Regions from separate parts of the Homo sapiens genome. Here region 2 is linked to region 1. A link is a contact called in ENCODE Hi-C or POLR2A ChIA-PET data. All regions are on one chromosome and are shown on one strand. Each heading gives the region's core, a stretch centred on a gene start or an enhancer-like site at or near the end of the contact. The rest is flanking DNA. Distances are from core to core; before and after follow the strand shown.

The links. Hi-C counts contacts between places; a loop is a spot of excess contacts on that map. ChIA-PET counts read pairs that join two places held with the same protein, here RNA polymerase II (POLR2A). Pooled maps may share reads with other maps.
Region 2: a pooled map shows a loop between it and region 1 (2.8-fold over the local background). The contact joins two enhancer-like sites. A Hi-C loop is called at or near these places in 7 of 50 pooled maps. POLR2A ChIA-PET finds 5 or more read pairs at or near these places in 5 of 52 experiments (A673, BJ, Caco-2 and 2 more).

Annotation. Positions count from the first base shown.
Region 1 is chr19:11,242,244-11,244,943 of GRCh38, reverse strand. DOCK6 (dedicator of cytokinesis 6) reads left to right here. Exons shown (of 48, transcript NM_020812.4): 10 at 1,062-1,142; 11 at 1,234-1,387; 12 at 1,559-1,686; 13 at 1,792-1,885. Among named protein-coding and RNA genes, the nearest start is that of ANGPTL8, 4.0 kb to the right of the region's middle. RefSeq lists an enhancer at 653-1,463. Within about 2 kb of position 1,428, at least 9 of the 41 ENCODE cell types and tissues checked have a DNase peak (open chromatin) inside an H3K27ac peak, as active enhancers do.
Region 2 is chr19:11,421,086-11,423,800 of GRCh38, reverse strand. ODAD3 (outer dynein arm docking complex subunit 3) reads left to right here. Exons shown (of 13, transcript NM_145045.5): 9 at 940-1,100; 10 at 1,174-1,330; 11 at 1,969-2,124; 12 at 2,589-2,673. Among named protein-coding and RNA genes, the nearest start is that of RGL3, 3.1 kb to the right of the region's middle. RefSeq lists a silencer at 1,088-1,147 and an enhancer at 2,378-2,427. Within about 2 kb of position 1,465, at least 11 of the 41 ENCODE cell types and tissues checked have a DNase peak (open chromatin) inside an H3K27ac peak, as active enhancers do.

The sequences.
Region 1 (2,700 bases), core at 179-2,678:
CCATGCCCAGAGTGGCCTCTATTTACACTAACAAAGAAAAATGTAGGGAAGGCCAGGCACAGTGACTCACAACTGTAATCCTAGCACTTTGGGAGGCTGAGGCGGGAGGATCGCTTTAGCCCAGGAGTTTGAGACCAACCTTGCCAACATGGTGAAACCCATTCTCTACTAAAAACACAAAAATTGGCTGGGCGCGGTGGCTCACGCCTGTAATCCCAGCACTTTGGGAGGCCGAGGCAGGCAGATCACCTGAAGTTGGGAGTTCCAGACCAGCCTGACCAATGGTGAAACCTCGTCTCTACTAAAAATACAAAAATTAGCGGGACGTAGTAGCAGGCGCTTGTAGTCCCAGCTACTTGGGAGGCTGAGGCAGGAGAATTGCTTGAACCCGGGAGGCAGAGGTTGCAGTGAGCCGAGATTGTGCCATTGCACTTCCGTCTGGGTGACAGAGCGAGACCCCATCTCAAAAAAAAAAAAAAAAAAAAAAAAAAAGCCAGGTGTGGTGGGTCATGCCTGTAATCCCAGCTACTCAGGAGGCTGAGGCAGGAGAATTGCTTAAACTCAGGAGGCAGAGGTTGCAGTGAGCTGAGATCCCATCACGCACTTCAGCCTGGGCAACAGGGAGACTCTGTCTAAAAAAAAAAATTCACAGCAAGCCTGTTATCCCAGCACTTTGGGAGGCAGAGGCAGGGGCATCACTTGAGCCCAAGAGTTTGAGACCAGCCTAGGCAACATAGCGAGACCCCTGTCTCTATATAATACATACATACATACATACATAAATGTAAATAAATAAGTAAATTTAGGGAAAATATCACCAGCTAAAGGTAGGCTTGGAGGTTAGGGGTAGATCTGAAGAATGGGAGGGAGTAGCCACCAGGCAGGCCAACACTAACCCTTGATCCCAAGGACAGCGGGAGCCATGGGAGGTGTTGGAGCAAAGGCCTTCATATGTTAGGAGTGTCCGAGGGCCCATGAGGGGTCCAGGAGGCTGGGGAGCCAGCACGGGGGAACAGAGCGTTCGGGCAGCGCCTCACTGGATTCATTCATCTGCCCCGCAGTTGGAGAAGGTGCTTCAGCAAGGGGACATCAGTGAGTGCTGTGAGCCTTACATGGTGTTGAAAGAAGTGGACACAGCCAAGGTAAGCGTGTGGAGGCTGGACTAGGGGCAACAGATCCCTGACTCAGCAGGGCTAGGATGCTGAGCTGGCAGGGGACGGGGTCTCCCCACAGAACAAAGAGAAGCTAGAGAAGCTGCGCCTGGCGGCCGAGCAGTTCTGCACCCGCCTGGGCCGCTACCGCATGCCCTTCGCCTGGACGGCCGTGCACTTGGCCAACATCGTGAGCAGCGCTGGGCAGCTGGACCGGGACTCTGACTCGGAGGGCGGTGAGGAGGCGGGGCTAACAGGCTTGGGGCGGGGCTAAAGGGTGGTGCTGACAGGCCTGGGGCGGGGCTACGGGGCGAGGGGGTGCGCCCTCTGCTGGCCGAACTGTGCCGCCCCTGAGTCTCCCTGTTTCATCTTGGTCCCCCTTTTGTCATTGTCATTCCCTCCCCTAGAGCGCCGGCCAGCCTGGACAGACCGCCGCCGTCGGGGGCCCCAGGACCGGGCGAGTAGTGGGGACGACGCCTGCAGCTTCTCTGGCTTCCGTCCAGCCACGCTAACTGTCACAAACTTCTTTAAGCAGGTGTCCTACCCTGGGGCCAGGGACTCTCCCACTCCCCGCTGGCTGCATTAGCCCTGGGGACCCCTAGCCCCCTGGCCCAGGCTGACGGGAGTGGGTCCCATGTAGGAGGCTGAGCGACTCAGTGACGAGGACCTCTTCAAGTTCCTGGCTGACATGAGGCGCCCGTCGTCCCTGCTGCGGCGACTACGTCCTGTGACTGGTGCGTGGCACACCCCATACACAAGAAGTATCACTCTCACTCAGCCACTCAACAAACCTACACTGAGAGCACCTACTGTGCCAGGGGCATCAGAGACCCAACGATGACCATGATGGACAAATCCCTGACCTCAGGGGCTGGCTACAGCTTCTAATGGGGACCATAGACAAGAAGCAGAATAAATAAGATGGATACAGCGTCAATAGGTGGTTAATGGCAGCGGGGCAGGCAGGGGTCCTGGGGGCAGAGTTGATCAAATGTAGGGGTAAGGCTGGGGTGCAGTGGCTCAAGTCTGTAACGCCAACACTTTGGGAGGCTGAGGCAGGAGGATGATTGTTTGAGCCCAGGAGCTCAAGACCAGCCTGGGGGCCAGGTGTGATGGCTCATACCTGTAATGCCAGCACTTTGGGAGGCCGAGGCGGGCAGATCACTTGAGGTCAGGAGTTTGAGACCAGCCTGGCCAACATGGTGAAATTCCATCTCTACTAAAAATACAAAAATTCACCAGGTGTGGTGGCACACACCTGTAATCCCAGCTACCTGGGAGGCTGAGGCAGGAGAATCACTTGAACTGGGGAGGCAGAGGTTGCAGTGAGCCGAGATCGCCCCACTGCACTCCAGCCTGAGCAACAGAGTGACTCCACTTAAAAAAAAGAAAAACAAAAACGAAAAAAAATTTAGGGTGACAGACAGCAGAGTTGAGGGCAATTTCTGGCCTTGGCGCCTGAGGGACACAGCCCCCAGTCCCCAGAGAACATCATGGGAGAGTCTGCCCTGACTACACAGCCCAGAAAGGGTGGGCTGAGCCAGGAGGC
Region 2 (2,715 bases), core at 216-2,715, 180 kb before region 1:
AAACCGACACACCCTGTCTCCCCTCTCTGCCAGGTCGGTTATTCAGCTCACAAACCTGCTCCTTTCTTGAAAAACATCCCTTCCCCCTCCAGCTACCGTTCAGTTTTTCTGCTGCCCTTCGCAGCAAAACCCCTAGGAGCTGTCTACACTCGCCGTCATTTCTACACTCGCCTTCCGTTCTCTCTTGCACCATGCTAACTCCTTTGCCATGCCAGCTCTAGGAGAACTGGGAGTTTCGTCTCTTGTTCTGTCTCCAGTGTCTGTAACATGGTCTGGGACCCAGTGGACCGCCCAGTACCATCCTCAGATCCTGGCAAGTGGGGTCCCTGCGCCGGGTCCCTCACTGTAAAGTCTTCCTTGCATTATTCTAAGACCGCTGTGTCCCCCTTGGGTCCTGGTTCCCGCCGGTGAACACTGGACCCCAACCCTGTTTCTCCCCTCTGGGTGTCCGCCAACCTGCTGCTCCTCCGATGGGGCCGACCCCTGATGACTTCCGGGACTCCCACCTATAGGAGTACACCTATGGGGTCATCTGGGGCACTGAGGCGCAGCCCCTTTCCAGATGTGGGCCTTGTGAGCGGATGGCTCCGAAGACGGGCGGTATTTCCTGCGGAATCGGGCGAGATTCACGGCCAGAAATTGATGGCACTTTGATTTTGGAAAGAAGCTATGCTCGCCTCTCCAGTTGCCCCCGAGTTTGGGCTGACTCAAATTCCTTATATAGGCCAGAAAGGGCCCCGCAAAAATGATATATCCAGGGCTGCTCACCCTTGAAGCAACCCTGCGTCCAACCCACAGTGTCCCCATACATTGCTGTGCAAAAGGCGCCAGCTCAGGCCACCTGTCCTGCGTGCGAGGGTTCGCAGGGTGGGGGAGAGGAGGTGGAGCGCCCCTACGCTCCCTAGGCCCTGGCTCTGACTGGGGCTGGGTGGCCCGCAGTCGTTGGTGCGGCGGTTCCTGGCCCAGGGCGACACCTTCGCGCAGTTGGAGACGCTCAAGAGCGAGAACGAGCAGACGTTGGTGAGGCTGAAGCAGGAGAAGCAACAACTGCAGCGGGAGCTGGAAGACCTCAAGTACTCGGGGGAGGCCACGCTGGTGAGGTGAGGCACCGGGGCTCTGGGGAGGGCGGCGGGGCGGGCTGAGCCCCCGGGGTGACCTCCCGGCTCCCTGCAGCCAGCAGAAACTGCAAGCCGAGGCGCAGGAGCGTCTCAAGAAGGAGGAGCGGCGGCACGCCGAGGCCAAGGACCAGCTGGAGCGCGCCTTGCGGGCGATGCAAGTGGCCAAGGACAGCCTGGAGCACCTGGCCAGCAAGCTGATCCACATCACTGTGGTAGGCCCCGCCCAGGGGAAGCCCCGACAGGCCCTCCTGGGACCGCAGAGGCGCAGCCACGAAGCGGGGTTCCTGCCACACCAGCTTGCCCGAGGGAACGTGGCCTGCCACATCCTCTGTCCCGGACGTCAGAGGCCCCGCCCACAGGGGAAGCCCCACCCCATTCCTCAGAGTCCCCGCCCCACCTCCCTGGGGAAGCTCTCACTCCCCAAGGAAGCCCAAGACGTCAGAGACCCTGTCCCGTCTCAAGCTCCGCCTCCAAGGGAAAGAAGTCCCACCCTGTCCCCGAAAAGCTCGGAGACCTATCTGCAGTTCTGGAGCAGCCCGAGACAGAAGACCTATCCTGCCCGCAGCAGAGGGCCATTTCTTCAGGAGGCCATCCCACAATGGCCTCCCTCGAATCCTTACTGTTCCCAAGAGGCCTCCCCGAAACCTTTACATATAGAGTTAGAGTTCAGAGGCTCCCCCATCACAGACGTGGCCTTGACCTAAGTCCCCGCCCCCAATGGCTAGGATCGACCCTGCAGGTGGGCCCTTACCTCCTAGGCCCCGCCCCCGAAAGAAAAGCCCCGCCCCTGGGTGGAGCCTTCCAAGAGGCCCCACCCCTCTCGGCTGACCCGGCTCTACCCTGGCCGCAGGAGGACGGCCGCTTCGCGGGAAAGGAGCTGGATCCCCAGGCAGATAACTATGTGCCAAACCTGCTGGGCCTCGTGGAGGAAAAGCTGCTGAAACTGCAGGCGCAGCTCCAGGGCCACGACGTGCAGGAGATGCTGTGCCACATCGCTAACCGCGAGGTGCCCTGCAGCCATGGGGCAGAGCTCCAGAGATCTAGGAGTAGGGCTGGGTCGGAAAACCAGGGAACCGGGGGCAACTTCGGGAGACCAGATTGCAGGCTGATCAGCCAGGAAGGGGTCTCGGGGACAACGGGCGAGGTTTGACGAGCCAGGGGTGAGCCCGAGCCACGAGGGAAGAAACCAGAAGAGGTGCAGGCGGGTCCTGTGAGGCTAGAGGACGCGGCTGGGGTATCCGGATGGGGAGAGGCCTAGTGGCAGGGCCCCAGAGACCAGGGGCGGACCTGAGTGATGAGGGGGTGAAGCTGGGTATCAAGGTGCCTGCTTAAGGAGGGATGGGAGTGGGCAGTGGTCTCCAGTTGGAACTAGGGCATATCTCGGAATGGGGTAGGGAGGAGGGGGAACGTGACTTCTCGGTGGCCCCTGGCCCCGCCCACCTTCCTCTCTCGCTTCCCATCCCCGCTTAGTTCCTCGCCAGCTTAGAGGGAAGGCTGCCCGAATACAACACCCGCATCGCCCTGCCCCTTGCCACTTCCAAGGACAAGTTTTTTGGTCAGTATGGGTGGGGGGATGAAGGGGTGCGGTTGGGGCCCC